Regions from separate parts of the Mus musculus genome. Here region 1 is linked to region 2. Evidence: chromatin loops called from intact Hi-C (ENCODE). Cell type or tissue: heart. All regions are shown on one strand. Links, peaks and the distances in the headings refer to the core of each region. The heading gives the core; the rest is flanking DNA.

Evidence for each region. Hi-C counts contacts between places; a loop is a spot of excess contacts. Peaks named below come from ENCODE experiments on the same cell type or tissue, not always from the same donor. Only the 100,000 strongest peaks of a DNase experiment are listed, where the experiment ranks them.
Region 1: it touches region 2 in a loop (5-fold over the local background); 17 of 42 quality-filtered maps call a loop at or near these places.

Annotation. Positions count from the first base shown.
Region 1 is chr16:52,307,177-52,315,518 of GRCm38, reverse strand. It overlaps Alcam (activated leukocyte cell adhesion molecule), which reads left to right. Exons shown (of 16, transcript NM_009655.3): 2 at 5,607-5,707. Among named protein-coding and RNA genes, the nearest start is that of Gm32597, 20 kb to the left of the region's middle. In heart, for the core only: a CTCF peak has its summit at 4,257 (motif pointing left); no DNase peak of the experiment used is centred there; H3K4me3 peaks cover 242 bases.
Region 2 is chr16:52,448,730-52,457,071 of GRCm38, reverse strand. Alcam (activated leukocyte cell adhesion molecule) reads left to right here and starts at 3,991. Exons shown (of 16, transcript NM_009655.3): 1 at 3,991-4,679. The coding sequence starts at 4,607. In heart, for the core only: CTCF peaks have their summits at 3,910 (motif pointing right) and 6,680; DNase peaks (open chromatin) are centred at 3,901 and 6,441; H3K4me3 peaks cover 5,808 bases; H3K27ac peaks cover 4,954 bases.

The sequences.
Region 1 (8,342 bases), core at 212-8,211, 140 kb after region 2:
TACAACGAAGGTAACTCCAACCTAAAATGTCAGATGTAACCAACACTGCTATAAACTGATATTACAAAGTATTGACACGTCATATAGACCTGCTCCCATCCTGTTATTAATATGGTAAGGAAGAGCATCAGCTCGGTTTAAGTATCAAAATCAAACAACTAAGCACAAAGGTAGTTCTCAATAACGAACATCTTTCTACCTAACCTCTACACCAGCAATTTGTTCACGTAAGTGTGACATTTCAGTGAAACTGTAATTTAGTTCTTACATCACATGCTCTGAGCCCATTATAATTCAGCTTAACCCTTTCATGGCACCAAAGAGAGCTACAAAGCTTAGTGAGTGCTTCTAAGGACAAAGATGCTATTAAAATAGCAGAGCAATAAACAATAATTATACATACTAAATTACAGCATGCAGAAGTATACTGGGTCTGCGTCTCATTCTGTCTTCTCTACTATTCTGTTTCTGCTTGGAATGTGAGAGAGGAGTCTGAAGTCCATCAATAATATAAAGAGAATCATTACTCTGACCTTTAGAATTCATTTATATAGAAAAGTCATTTGCCACCAATGTGATAAAAATCATTACATTGATAGTTAGTTTTGATGGAAGTCAAAAGTATTCACCTAACTTACAATTTAGTATTTCCCTTTTGATATCTGCTTTAAATTATTTGCTTCAGAAATATACAATTATAATTAGTGGGCACTTTATACTCAGGTTTTGGTTTTGTTTGTTTGTTTTTGAGCTGCTATGTATCAGAATTATCTTGTCAAGAAGTTTTTTAAAAAACTTTGTTTATTACATTTTACTTACTTTCCAGTTCTATTGTTTTGGTTTTGATGATTGTTTGTTTGTTTGTTTGTATGTTTTTCAGATAATAGCACCTTTAAAAAAGTGTTTTGATTATACCCTGCTTCTCAGGCATAAAAAAAATTATGTTATTTTATGTCAGGACATTTTGCAAGCTATTGTGTTCATCAAAGTTTCTTGAATTGGCACATTTCATACAGTTCTAATCCAGTGAAACTGCATGTATATGCAAGACATGGGCTGAGTATACAAGCACATAATGGGTTAGAAATGGGATTGCTGTTGTTACAATGCTTATCCAGCGTGCACGAGAGCCTGAGTTAAGAAGAAACTGGGTACCATGGCTCATATGAGTGTTTGTAGTATCAGCACCAGGAAGGTAGGAATAGATGTATCTCTTGTGCTTCCTGACCATACCTGTTTAGTTTTAGTCCCCTGTGAGATAGTGGCATCGTAAAATGATCAGTGGCACCTGAAGAAAGACACTTGAAATTGTCCTTTATCCTTCAGATATACACATCCATTCGCACAGAGATACAACTGCAGGCACAAATAACATATACACACACGTGGATATGGATGCTCATATACATATTGTGCACATCCACAGTCTACTATGTTATGTTGTAAGTTCAGCATCTTAATGAAATATCTGACAGACAGTTTGTATTTTTAATAGTGCCAAATAATCTGTAGAGCACAAAATTCAATAATTTAGTTAATGACTATTACAGGAAGGAAACTGCGGGAGAATTCTAGTAAGCCAAACTCAATTTTCAGATCTGGTAGTTTAAAGATAAAAGGCTTTTTCTTCTATGAAAGGTGCAAACAGAATCACTCAGGGTGATGGGTTTTTCCCTGTCTTGCTGCCCCTTCTGGACATCTCTAGGCGTTAGGACGCTAATTCATTATCAAATCACCACGGTCTCTATAGTTACTGTATCTCTAGGAGGTTAAACACCTTAGCTCTCCCGCCGAGGCACACCCTGCATCTTTCACACAGATGAAACAGGAAGTCATACGACCTTAGTAGAAGCAAGTTGATGGCTGTAGCCAACTAGAAAATTGATCCCAACATAAGCATTATTATGGCTCATCACATGATCCAATGTACTTATCCTTTTCTGAGTCTGTGGAACAGAGATTCTGTCTCTGACTGTTTGTCTTTCTCTGTTGTCCCTGATTCTGTCATGTGTCTTATTTCCTTTGAATTTCTTCTTTCATTAGAGTCCTGCCCTAGCTGAATTCAATTTGGCATTGTCACTATAAGATGTGACCCCTGAGTTGTCAAAACAGTTGAAGTGTCAACACTTTGCTTTGTGGTCTCACGAGATGCATCATCTGTAAATCAGAGAGCAGAAATAGTTCTTAAACTTGCGGGAGATGGAAGAGAGGCTTCCATGAACTACCATGAAATGTATTTGTTTTCATGTTTTGGTTTTTTTTTCTCCTCAAGACAATAGATAACAACAACAACAACAACAACAACAAAAAATCCATGTTCTCAGCCCATGCAAAATATAATGCTTTTAGAATATGGTGAAGCAATAAGAATACCTCAAAGTTCCATTGCTATAAGTTATTTCTAATTTCCAAATATATTAGATAAGTAAAATGAAAAGGATGTCACCACATTCAAATGATAAACCATTTTACTAAATTTCTTTTTTTTTCCATTTTTTATTAGGTATTTAGCTCATTTACATTTCCAATGCTATTTACTAAATTTCTTAAGTATCAGAATATGGAGTTTAAAAATGCTTGTTGTTTTCTCTGCCACTATTGTGCTCTGATCATGGTAATAATACAAGATATACTTCAGATTCATGCAACTTTAAAATCTGACATAAAATCTGGCATATGTATAGAACATTAATCTTCCATGAGGGTAGAAGAGAAGAATAGTATCTGGGAAGATCAGTGATCAACATTTTGGGAAAGGCCTTTGCTTGCTTACCTTATGAAGGATGGACATCAAGGGATCCTGAGCTCTCTGCAAACTGCATTGCTTGGTCTACCTTGGAATCAGCACCAATTGTCAAAAGAAGGTGTTCTATAAAAACGTGAGCCAATTATCAGGGTGCAACCTGTCACAGATGAAGGTGAAATGCCAATCCACCATCACATGCAAGTGCTTTACTGTAAAAGGTGAGATCACACGTCACCTGTGGCTTTGTTGATCTTCATTATCAATGCTTAGCCACAAATTAAAATACATGCTAAAATTACCACATGCAGGAACCTGATAGAGAAAACCAGAGCTGTGTCCTATTAGAACAGCCTATTCAAGGTTAATATGCCTGTTAGGGATCACACATATAAAAGTCCAGTATTTGGGAGTCAAAGGTGTTGGAAGACACCAAGAGACCAAGGCTCACTGAATCAACTAAGCAGGGGTCACATGGGCCCATGGAGATGAAGCAGCAGGTACGGGGCCTGTGTGAGTTTGCACCAGGTCCTCTGCATGCGTGTTATGGGTGTTTGCTTGGTGGTTTTTTGTGGGACCTCTAACAGTGGAAGCCGGCATACGTCTTTTGCATGCTGTTTGGACTCTTCTGCTCCTATTGACCTGCCTTGTTCAGCCTTGAGATGAGGGCGCTCATCTTGTCTTATTGTATCTTATTTTGTCCAGTTTGGCTGTCGTTTTGGAGGTTTGTTCTTTTCTGAAAAAGAAAAGGAAGGAGAGTGGATCTGGGGGAGGTTGGGGAGGTAGGAGGAATGGAGGGATGGGTAACTGTAATTGGGATGTATTGTATGAAAGAAAAATCTATTTTCAATTTTTTTAAAAAATTATAAAATAGCAAAGAAAGTCCAGTATTAGAGTTGGTGTGCTCATTTGCCTGTATGCCTGAAGCCCTGGGTTTAATCCTCAGCATTGCAAAATATATGAAATAAAAACTAGAGTAAAATACTATTTATTCTTTTATGATCCTCTGATATCCGATGGTTTAATGTCAAAGGGAGTAATAATCTGAGCATGAGGAAAACAAAATTATGGGAAAGTTTTAAGGTTATTTTAACAGATCCTGGGTATACGGTGAACAATTGTATGTATTTTTTCATTTTCAAATACAAAATGGAAATACAGTCTCGTTGCTTCTGCATACTATCCTGTATCTTTACAGTGGTAAAAAGTTCTTGAACAGTTTGTGCTACCCAGTGGCTCCTTCTATTCTTGTTCACAGAGACGTATTTAGAGAGGAAGTAGCCTCTTGAGCATTTGAATTTTAGAATAGGAATTGTGTCACCTCCCTTCCTTAATAACATTAGTGATTTCTATCCCGGTGTAAAGCTCTTATGTATACCGTACAGTGAATGGGTAACCGGGAAAGGTACCGTCTATTCACCCACGGGTGCTCCAGTTCAGAAAGTCCCAAGATGGTTTTATTTATTGTGTGTTGCGGGCTGCCTTAGCTTTGCCCTTGAGCACCACCTGCTGGACGAAATAACCTCTGCTTATGCTTTCCCCCTGCAGATTAGAATAGCCCCTTCATGCTCTCTACCACCTAGGGTATTCCTTACTGGATATCCACCCACGAGCTTCGTAAACCTTAAAGAGCTCTGTAAACCTGAGAAGTTGAGGTGTCTGAGATGTTTCCTTGCTACTATTGGCAATGCAAGTATCAAAGTAGATTTTTTTTTCTTTTTAGTGAGCACATATGAGTTTTGCGTATTTAGAGAGTAGGATGTGATGTGTGTCTACAGGTATACATGCTATGATCTGATGGAATCAGGATAAAGGGCAGTTCTGTTGCTTCATATGGATTCATATTTGTAAGCGGCTCTCATCCAGTTCCTTGTAAAGCATATGGCACACCGCTGGGCTCCTCAGGACTGGATGTTACCCCTCTTATCGGTTGCTTGTTTGTTTTGATCTGTTTATTTTAATCATCCTTCTACCCATCCCTCTTCCTCTTTCTAGGTTATGTAATTACTAATGCATTTTCACACTGACCTTGAAGGAAGACCGTAAAGAGTTTGTTTTTTTCTGTCCGTAAAGTCTTAAAGTTTTTCAAAACTCCAGGATTATAAATAGATACAAAAAATATTTTACGTTCCTAGTCAAAATTATTCTTTTCACATTGTAATTTTTTATTACTTAGCTCATTAAAGGATGAAATGACCCGTTTCTTTTTTTGTGTACCAGACTAACAAACAACATTTTAAATTAGATTGATGCCCTAATGCAGCAGCTAACCACTTTGTGAATAATTCCTTGTGAGAACAGAATTTTTGTACTATAATTTTAGCATATTAATGTTTTATGAAAAGTTAAAATTTAGTAGGAATTTTGTCTATAAAATCAGCTACTTGAGCCAGGCGTGGTGGCACACGCCTTTAATCCCAGCACTCAGGAGGCAGAGGCAGGCAGATTTCTGAGTTCAAGGCCAGCCTGGTCTACAAAGTGAGTTCCAGGGCAGCCAGGGCTACACAGAGAAACCCTGTCTCAAAAAAACAGAAGAAAAAAGAAAAAAAATCAGCTACTTGAATACTAGCATTTCTCCATCTAGATAAAGTTGAAATTTGTTCTAACTTGAGCTATTTTTTTTTAAATCTTGTCACTTAATATTAATTTTCTAAGAGGTAAATTTGATAATCCGTTCCATGAAAATGTATTTCAAGCTATTTTGAGATCTTTGAACATGTTATTTCTGGCACAGCTTCATGTTTCTGTGAAATATATTCCTAGTAAGTACAGTGAAGAACATAATCAGCTTGTAAATTCTCCTGTATTCCTCTGCTATCGCTTCAGGACAATATTCAACATCTCTTTCCCCTTTTGCCCAAAGGCCTTGGATGGTACACTGTCAACTCAGCATATGGAGACACCATTGTCATGCCTTGCCGTCTCGATGTACCTCAGAACCTCATGTTTGGCAAATGGAAATATGTAAGTGTGAGCCTTCTGGGGCTTGGTGAATTGCCTCCAGCTTTTAAAATTCTCTCTCTCTCTTCTCTCTCTCTCTCTCTCTCTCTCTCTCTCTCTCTCTCTCTCTCTCTCTGAGAGTATGTAACACTGACATAATAGTAATATATTTATCTGTGCATACTTATATAGAAAAATGTAATATGTTGAATATGTCAATAAAATTCATGCTTATATAACTAATGCTATTTTAAATGCATCTAATAATTCAACAGTTATAGAAGGATCTGCTTTGTCTGAACCATCTGTCCGTAAGTGTTAGAGGCACAGGGAAAGGCAAAGTTCTGGAATCCTATCAAGAGAGTGTAGAGCACAGTTCTACAGAGATCATTTTCTCTTCACTAGTTTCTGAGTGATGCAGTTACTGCAAAGGCTAGATAGATCTAGCTATCTAGAGAGGCTGGGGAACTTGGATTTCCATGGGAGTTGTCAATCAGCCTTGTCTCTGTTGGGGGTCTTCTCTATGTTGATATTACAGAACAATTGTACATTTAACTGCTGATTTTAGCCATTGCTTACACTTAAGTCGATGGTAGTATGTCAGGTAAAACAATGCAAATAGTTCTGGAAATGGAGAGTAGAGATCCCAGCAAGTGGATGTAGGAGTTGACTTATCAAAGATTAACGCCTCTGTTGAACACTGATCAACAAAAGGTGTCTTTGTGGTACAGTTTCCCAAGGCAAGGCCACAAAAGACTTGCACCAGTGAGCAAGGTTCAAGTACATAGATACTTCCTGGAATACAATAGCATATTTCCCTAGTCCCTGAATACTTGCAGACATTTGCATAAGGAGAACATTGTTGGTTGCCAGATGATTTATTAACTGTTTATTTACGACAACATTTCTCAAAGTAGTAGTTATGTTTAAATGCATTGTGAATTGTGTGAGACCTTAGTTATATTAACTTGTTAGGTTTATTTAACCACAAACTTTTTATGTAAAATATCTCCTATAAAAAATACGTTATACTAAATACACTTTAGCAAAAGTGCCTAAGCTTGCACTCAAGGGATAAACAGGCATGGCTATTTCTAATGTCAGCTCTGAAATTAGACCAATGGAGTCTCAAGTCTTCCATCGACAGGTGAAATAAGCCTATTTTCTTACTATGAAAATGAGATATCTCCCTCACAGTGTTGTTGTGAGGGTTAAGTGATTAATTCATAGCAATATACTTAGCAGTAGCAGTACTTGACTTAAGAAGTACAGACTTAAGAAATCAGCTACTACAACTGTGAGGTTCATCTCCCCAGTCACACTGTGCACATGTGTCAAAAAAAAGAAAGAAATTAGAAAAGTAGGTGATACATCACACTTGTCTTTAGTACGTACTTGTTATCGGGTCACTTGAGGTCATTCTGAACTCTTGTTCTCTGTAAATGCAGAGGATTGCTCTTGAGGAAAGAGTCTATTTGAAACCCTCAAGTTCCAAGTCTTGGAGTCTACCATGTAATGTACTCATGGAACAAACTGACCACCAAAATTAATGGAATCAACTGAAAGAATAATAAACTCGTGTGATAATAACACATCTTAAGAAAAACGTAGGGGGGCAGATTCCACACCAGCTGAATTGACACAATAGTGCTGGAAGCCAATCAATAAGGGCTATTTTCAAATTGTTAGCTAAGCAAAAAAGCTCCAGGAATAAATTAATGAGATGCATTTGAGTGACTCTCAAGTCAGTGTTGATTTGCAGAAACACTGTGCATGCTCTAATTTAATGTAATCAGCTGGAAGAAGAGCAGAAGGTTTGGAAAAATTGAAAGTGAGCATACATAAAGAGAAGAAAGCTAGATTCCCCCATCTCTGTAGACTCCCCATGGGTGGAGGCAAGAGTTGTCACCCCCTCCTAAGTCTACCCTTCTTCATAAGCGCCTGCCACAGTGACTGATACAGAAGAGAAATCTCACCATGCTCAGGATTACTCAAGTGTACTCTAAAGGTACCCATGTTGCTCTCGAATCACTGCACTTTACTGGTGGGGACCTTCGGAAGTCATCCTCCAAAATGCTACCTTCATTGGATAATCTACAAGTGACACTAATACTGTAAATCTAATTTACAAGTTTGTTATGAAAGTTATACCCACTAATCACTTCACAAATAACCCAGAAAAAGCACCTGCCATGTGATTAAGTACTAAAACATTAATGATTATTATCTATTGCAAAGAGAATGAGTATGGAAACCTAAGGTATTCTGATACCATATATCCATATCCGACAGTAAAGAAATAACTTAAGTCAAGGATTTGTACTGTAAAATTGGGATAAGACTAAAAATTTAAGACAAATAGTCTTGATATATTTATATATGTGCATACATACATAAGAAACAAAACATTTTGAATTCCTAAATAAGCTTTGCAATCACAACTAATAGTTACTCAAAAACGAAACCAATCAAACTAATAAGCTCCTATGGAATCTTAATATTTGCTTAGATCTTAACCATGTTCCTTCATATGTTAGGTTCTCAAAACCCTTGTTAGGTAAATAATGGGGGATAGTTGGTCCCTATATTTTTTCCCTTGGGAGTTAAACTTTATTTGCCCTCTATTCAAAATGAAACTTTTACTGAAACTGGTTACAAC
Region 2 (8,342 bases), core at 168-8,167:
ACATTTCATCTACAGTAAGAAGTTCTGATTAGTTCGAGAGAAAAGTCTCCTCTCTTCTTTAAATACGTACATACTTATCAGAGAATGTTGCCACATAGTGATGGGGTAGGTGGTTTTATAAAGGGAAAAGAGTCTTGGAAGTGGAATGCTGAGTCCTGATCTCAGTAGACCTTAAATAGAGAATGTCTTATTATCAGATCACTTCTTTGAATATACTATCCTGGATGGTGATAAATGATTTTATACCTTAAAATGGAAATGTCTTATGTTTTGGGCAATGTAAACTGTTTAGATCCTGGATAAGTATTATTCATTTTTAACCTCATCCAATAAGGAATATCAATCAGGATACCCTGAGCCAAGACTAAACTCACAATTGTCATTGGAATGTTATATATTTTTGATCTTCACTAAAACATCCTTGATGTTGAGTCAGGTAACAGCTTCCCTCCTTTTAAGAACCAAGAAAAGTGTGTGTGTTGGGGGGATCTCAGCCCCTGTTTCCTAGATTCTGAAAAACAAATGATCTCCTATGATAGTACTAAATTTAATAAAATAATCTTAAAAGAATGTTAAAGAGGGATTTCAGGAAGGCTGGGATTGTCTAGATTAGGTTGCCCTGTGGGCTGTCTAAGAGGGAACTGTTATCCTTGTTAATTGGTGTGGGAAAACCCAGGTTCCTGTGGGCAGCCCTGTTTCATAGGCAGTGTTTCTGAATTATATAAAAAGAGAAATCTAGTTGAGAAAATTTACTAGAGAAAACTAGTGAATATGGATGCATTTATTTTTCACTCTTCTTGACTATAGTTATGATATAATTGGCTTGTACTTGCTTCAAAGTTCTGTTTTGACTTCTAGGCTATCAGAGATCATAATCTGAAATTTTCAGTTGAACCCCTACTCCTTGTTCTGTGTCTGGTGTTTTATCACTACAACATAAATGAAACTAGAACACCAACCTACTGAACCTACTTTGTGGACTTCACATTCCCCTGTTCACTTTTGATTCTTGGTCCTTATTCGTAAATGAACATACTCTCCCTTAGACAAGGTTTCCCTCCCGCACGTCTCAGGAAGGGCTCCCCAGCACAATCACATACTGTTTGACGCCTATTTAATTTCCTCAAAACTGTGTTTGACTGTAGCAGACTTTATTAAAGTTTTTAGAAGATCTAATAATTTATGTTTAAGTGGAGACTCCATATTCCCAAAAGCATAAAGTTACTGTAGCCCAAATGCAATGAGCAAGACGGGCAGCAATTCAATACTAGAGTCAGAGGTTTAGATCTAAAAATCTAGCTTTTTTGTTTGTTTGTTTGTTTGTTTTGTTTTGTTTATGCTATGAATCTTTGTGTAGCCTTGAGAAAGGTACTTCTTACTCTGGCCTTGACTTCCTTATAAGTAAAATACTAATAGGATATTATTGAGGATGAATTCATATAATTCATATAAATTTCATGTAATTGTCTAACATGAGTGGTCAGTAAAAGTTGCTAATTAATTGAAATCATTTTAAGAGACTCGGATCATTTCCAAATCCCAGCAAATATAACATGACTATGTCTCTTCCTATTTTTATTCTCCTACCACATTCTTCTGCAATATTTCTATCTTGATTATATATAGTTTTATTTAATATAGAACAGTGCCCCTATTGCTTTTTGTGGTAGCAGCTATATATGAACCATTTGCCTTTGGAGTTATTATTATTCAATTCCAAGCAGTTTACCAAGACATTTTCCTAAAGTAGAACATATTCCTCTCTAACGGAAACTCTGAAGATAATTGACTATATATTCAAATATCTATGCATAGAATTGTGCTTAGGATGAGGTGCATGCTAATGTCTGTAATTTTTCTTTTATTTTGATGTGCCTTGAACAGTGGTTTGCTAACGCGCCATCACAATTTAATTGTGAGAGGTTGACTTTTGAGCAAGGTCACTCACCGAGTGCAAATCAGTGTTTTCTCTAGGTTCCATTTCCCAAAAGGCCAGCACCTGCTGCTGTGGCTGGCCAGTGACCTAGGAGATCTCATTTACTCAGAATAATCAATCCAATGAGTCCTCAACAACGGATATCCCCTTTCAAAAGTGAAGATAGTGAGTGGGGCTTAGAGAGGCTTAGATATGCTCGTCAGACACTGTAAAAGCCAGGATCTGACATGCCATCTTTGCCATTTATTTATTTATTTATTTAGCAACGATATGCTATGTTAGGTTTCACCTCAAAATAGTCAGATAATCTGAAGATTCAGAAGAAACACAATTAGAGTGATTTATTCCCAAACACTCTATTTTAGGCTGGCTGCAGTTTGAAGAAAAATTCCCTAAAGGAATCTTGTAGGTTCCCATGAGCGTGCCAGCAGTTTAGCTCTGTGCACCAAATGCAGAGTTAACAGGCATTTGCCCCTAGCATTTAGCCTTCCTGTTGATTCATAAGATGCAAATGAAATGTAAATGTTAAAACCATGTGGGAAAAAGGATTTTCGGAGGAAAAATATAAGAGATCTATCCTACAATACTGTAAAAGCGAGGAGAACAAGACAGGGAGGCGCTGGGGGGAAAATCACAGCTGAAGACAGAGTTTAATAATTTCAAGCACGAAAGGAAAGGGATTCAAAGATCCGTGTCTGTGTTTGTCTGTGCGCTTGCGCATTCGTGTGTGTGTGTGTGTGTGTGTGTGTGTGTGTGTGTCTGTACGAAGCTTCTGCCTGCACACTTAGACACCCCCCATATCCACTTGCAAGTAGCTGGTGGTTCCCAATCTTTTGAAGACAAAGTCCCGTGAGGCTAGTTAGCATTCCCTGCTGGAGACTGGCTTCACACAGGGGGTGACCCTGTGATGCACCAAAGACTATTTCATGCCCTTGCGAGGTGGTTCAGGGACCAGGATTTTATTATGCTGAGGGCATTAAGAGTTGTGATCCTGCAATCTTGAGTTAGAGCCACTTACGGTCCCAACAGCTCCACCCTGGTGTTTTAGAGGAAAATATTCCTTTATGCTTTCTGCATGAACTGAAAGCGACACGGCTTCCCGATGCTACGCCTAGGAGGTGGTTCAAGCTTTTGAAATTGCCTGAGAAGCCCCGTCCATCTGCTGGATGCCTGGCTTTCTGGAAAGGACCAGGAGGCGTAGGTTTTTAATCTGAGTAACTCTGGATTTTGTTTTGTAACTTCAAATCGTCACCTAATTAAAAGTAAACGTGACTTTTTTTTTCTTTAAAGAACGTTTTGAAAATCAGTGTGGCGACGTGTGTTATGGTCTAGAGTCCTAATTCTCACCGGGAAGGAGATGGGGGCGAAGGGGGAGCACAAAAATCTCTTCTGCTTTTCGGTACTGGATAGTTGATTAAATGATTTGCTTTGATAAAGTGTACGCCAGCCAGGACTAGGGGAACAGAAGAACGGCGAATTCGAGAAGGAGTAACCTTCTCTTCAAAGTGGGGGAAATTACTCTCAACCACCAGTAGCTGTTTCCGTGAGCCTCCGGGTGGAGAATCTCCATCTTTTCCACCTCCTCAGTCCTAGTCCAAGAGGACCCAAGGTGAGCTCTTCGCCCCAACAACTCTACAGAAGGTGAAGGCGGTACCCTCGTCGAGAAGAAAAATCCCTAAGGAGTGAGCCAGTGGACTGGGCTTCGGAGTGCAAGAAGACAGCTATGTGGCCAGGCTGGGAGGACAGCAAAAGATCTCAGATCCTATGTCTTTGGGGCGCTGAGAATCCCCTGGTAAGAGCCAGACACTGGCGAATCCAGCCCGTCACGCCCCCTACTCTCGATCCCGCTCTTCATTGGCCAGCGTGTCCTGTGGGAGGCGGAGTCGATGTCAGCCCCGCCCACCAGAGCGCGGGGGCTGGGGCATCAGGCTCTTCTCCCACCAGGGGCCGCCAGCTCTGCTCAGTCTCCGACTTGGTCCTGCAGCGCCTCTAGGCTGCGGATCGGCGCTCCAACCACCTGCTCCGCGCTGCCGCCGAGGAAGCTGGGCGGGAGAGAGGAGCGGGAGGAGCAGGAGGAGCGGGAGGAGCGGGAGGAGGAGACAGGCAGCTTACACACGCCTTCCCGTCCTCCACTCAGAGCAGCCGGAGCCCGCGGCCGCCGCCACTGCTCCAGCTGCCGCCGCTACAGCCTCTGCCTCGGCTGCCACCTGAGGAGACCCACCGTCGGGACCCCGCGGCGCTGCCCCGCCGACCCTTCTCTGCTCCCGGTGATCCGTGCACGGTGCAACTCTCATCACTCTTCTTATCCTCTCCTTTGCAAGAAGAGAAACTACTAGAAGACAGCATCCAAAAAGAAACCGCGTCTACCTTGACTGACTACTGAAGCGTCTCCTGGAATAAGAGGGTCGCCCGTCCTGGGAGTAGCTGCCAGAGACACTGAGGAAGGGTGTGGAGGGGGGGAGGGAGGAGTTGCGGGTTCCGCGTGGAGGAAAGTTGCGTGTGGCACAGACCCGACGGCGCAGCGCCACAGTCCCCGGGGGACCGTGTGTCTTGGAAAAAAGTCGCTGTCCCCCTAAGGCGAGACCCACAAGCGAGCGGGCCCCGTGGGCCCGGGGACGACGCCCCCTCCTGCGGCGTGGACTTTGTCGGTGGCCTTCTAGGAGGAGGAATATGGCATCTAAGGTGTCCCCTTCTTGCCGTCTGGTTTTCTGCCTCTTGATCTCCGCCGCGGTCCTCAGACCAGGTAAGCTTTTGGCCTCTGAACAGCCCCACTGTAGTGGTTGTTGCGGACCGGGGGCGGTTCCCCGGGAGGCCTGGGGCTGTGCGCTCTAGCGTGTGCTTAGCAAAGTATGGGAGCCATAAAGGCGCGCGGGGGACACAGATCTGTCCCTGGGAACAGTCACCTGTGTCACACGTTTTAGGCTTGACTGGTCTGCTCAGGTTTGGGCAGCGAGATTGAAAACTAAGCACATCTCCAGGAACTTTGGGTGAGGCTTAGCTTGAGGGTGCAGGACCCCCCCCCCCCCGGCAAGATCTGCTGAACTCTCTCCCCCGCACCGTCCCTCCAGTCTCTTGGTATCAAAGTACAATTCACTGCACTCAGAGCAGTTTCCTTTCGCTGGGCTTTGAGGTGAAATAACTGCTGGCACTTTGTCACGATAAATCCCCTAAGTAACTTCCTCTTGGTCATAATGTGAAGACCTGGGAGGAATGGCAGGGGATAAGGAGGGTTTTGACTATCTTTTTTTTTTTAATAATAATAATACTGAAATAGAAGCTGCATTGTCTAGTGGGTAGCTAGTGTAGGGTTGATGGCAGCCGAGTCACGCAGCGTGGACTGGGTTAGCAGTCAGGTTTGCGAGCCTTAAAGCGAGGGATTTCTTGGTTTCCACACCCAGTGGTAGCGCCTCAGTTCTCACTTCTACAGAGAGTCCTCAAAGAAAAACGACAAAATTCCCACCAACCAGAATATCTTGTGGGGAACCCCTTTTCTCACCCCCAGGGGACATCCCTGGCCCGTGGTCCGCCAGCTGGCCTGCTGGCTGCCATTCCTTGGTCCTGCCCAGCCCGCTATGCGCTCCCAGTCATTCATTCAAGCGGCAGGCACTTTTCCCTGCGGAGCCTGAGGATCTAATCCTTTGAAGTTTTGATTTCCCACTGTGTCCTGGATAGTTGGGGGTTAAACTACTCCTTGTTATTCTGGTTTCTGCCTGTTTTTTCTTCTCTCTCTTTTTAAGTTTTACATTTAGGAGGGGTTAAAACAGGTCTCACTTTCTTTTCCCATCTTTTATTTCTGTACACCCCTTCAGTTGTTGGCGAGTTGAAGCCACAGAGGAGTATTCAAACGCTCGGAATCCTTCCAGGGAAGAGGAGAGAGTAAGGGCAACAGGAGCCTGGGATCCCCAGGGCTTGGGAGCCGCCGCTTTGTGTTGTTGGGGAGAGGGGTGGGTGTCAGAGTGGGAGAAGGTTGATTCTCCATATCTCTATATCAAAGTTACATTTCTGGGTGAGGTAATCAACTCACTGTTTCTGAGGCTGGGAAAAAAATATCAGTGACCAATCTCAGGCTCTGGGGGCGGGGACCCTAAAGCCCGAGTAGAGCTGGATTTTAAGGCAGGTGGGGCAGGGCGAAAACACTCGGGATGTGAGCACCAGGCACCTCTACTCTTGCACAGTGTATGTAGTCTCACTTTTTCTGGAAACCCAGTATAGGATGGGGGAAGGGCACTTTAGAACCCATGGGAAGAGGGCCAGTTTGTGAAATGTGGGAATCCACACGCCCATCTCCGGTGTTGGCTTTAACCCTCTCACACCTGCCTCTGAGGTTGTCATCTACACTTCCACCCCCGGACTGCAGCACATAGCTGTTACCCTTTTCATGCGGTTGCGCTGGAATTTATTTTCAGTTGGCCCCGTCGAAAAACAGGTTTTGCTTCACTCGGAACTGCCAAGAGGGGAGAGGTTCCGCTTTCAGACCTGATGGCGGTTCTTTCAGCACCCCGCAGGCTCTGGTCCAAGCCACCAGCTGGGCGCTTTCCTGCAGGAGCGCGCCTGCTGCTGCAGGGTCTCGCAAGTCACAAACCCTCACATTCGCTTCTCCCCGGAATGATTGCGCTGATGTTGTGCAAACTTCTCCGTGGAATGTCAGTGTGCTTTTAAAGGAAAAGATTGTAGTTCTAAAGGCACGGTGACTGAAGACTCAGCGAATCCTAGGCTGGAAGTGCGCCTCCTGCAGTGCCCTCTCCTCTGCAGAGCAGAGCTTTGGGAGTGAAGGATTACCCAGCTCTATCCATTGGGGCCCATTTCCAGGCTGCCTCCCTTCGTTCCTAGAGCAGTTTTAACAGTCTGTCTCAGTTGCCAGAGGACAGAAGCCGCTCCTCCAGGTCTTTTGACTTGTCGCCCCCACAGCAGTCATTCATGGTTTGGGGCCTCTTGTATAACCTGTTTTGAAAGGAAAGGGAGTCAAGACTTCAACAAAAATCTGAGTATGATAAAGGCAATGAAGTGTGTGCTTAGCATCCTAGGTGGCAAAAATCTCATTCTTCTCGTTGAAAGAGCGTCAGCCTGTGGTGACATTTTGTACTGCTTTAAAGAAAGCTTTCCTTGGTTATTTGCAAGGAGGAGTGGCATGGTTGGTTAACTGCTTCTTTCCCTGAGCCCTCTAAGCACTGCCCTCCCTGAGAACCCCCCCCCCCCATTTCTCAGAATACAAGGTTCACCCTGAGACTTAAGGATACATAATGCTATTCTCAGTGGAGTACTATGTTTCTCAACTCATCTCTACAGGGCTGGGGAAAAGGCAGTCACTCAAATCAAGACCTTTCAGGTTACTCATCCAAGATTATTAAAGTTTATTAATTCCCAACTACAGACCGCTTCATGGCCGCTCTAGGTTGTTGTTGTTGGTGGCTTGATTGATTTGATCTGAGAGCAGTTTATAACATAATGGAGAACTGTTTGCAGCAAATGGCTTTTCTAGGCTTGGCTCAGGACCTGGGTCTACATTCAGGCACTGGAACAAGACAAGAAACCTTTTGGGGCTTCAGCTTTCTTTAAAAAAAAAGAAAGAAAGAAAGAAAGAAAACAAAAATAAGGGGGGACTGGTGAATCTCTTCCTTGAGATTCCCTCCAATTCAGACACTGCTTCTAGTATTAAGGTAAAAATATTTGCCCTGGCAGATTCAATTTTCAAACATTTGTTTCTTATGCTCGCCTTCTGGGCAAAATTCCTTTGAGTTGTATTGCTAGAAAGGTCTCAGTGTGTGTCTCAATTGATAACTTTCCGTACTTTGACTTTTATAAGAGAATTCATGTCAATGTGTTGGGCTTATTTTTCCAGCTCCAATAAGAGCAATATATATAATGTGACAGAAGGAAATTAGTCTTCCATTCATCTAGGAGTGGGAAAGGTTTTAGATCTTAGAAAACCTAGTAGTGTAGCCATGGGCCTCACTGTTTACAGCATGTGTAATTCTAGCATTAGGGATAAATGCTGGCTGTTGCTCCAATGCTCTTGGAACAAAGCTTGCTCTACTCACCCTAACGATGATACTCATATGATACAGGGATTGGAACACACCACCATCGTTCATGTCATTTTTTTAAATAGCTATAGAAATCCAAACTTATTTTGCATTGCTAATGTTTCCAACATTTCTGACATTTTAGGAGATCCAAGCTCACTGTTTTCGTGATGGCAATTCCTGTGTGAAGGCACATTTATTGTCAGCTTGTTAAGAAGTAGGCAGTGAAGCGGAACCGACTCAGTAGTCTTAAGTGCTCTTTATGTGGAAGCTGGTATTCCAGAGTTCCATGCTTACCTGTGCCGTCTAAGACGGCTGTGACCTTGAGAGCTAGTGTGCTGTGTCTGTTTGTTTCCCATCTGCAAAACTCTCCTTTTATGCAA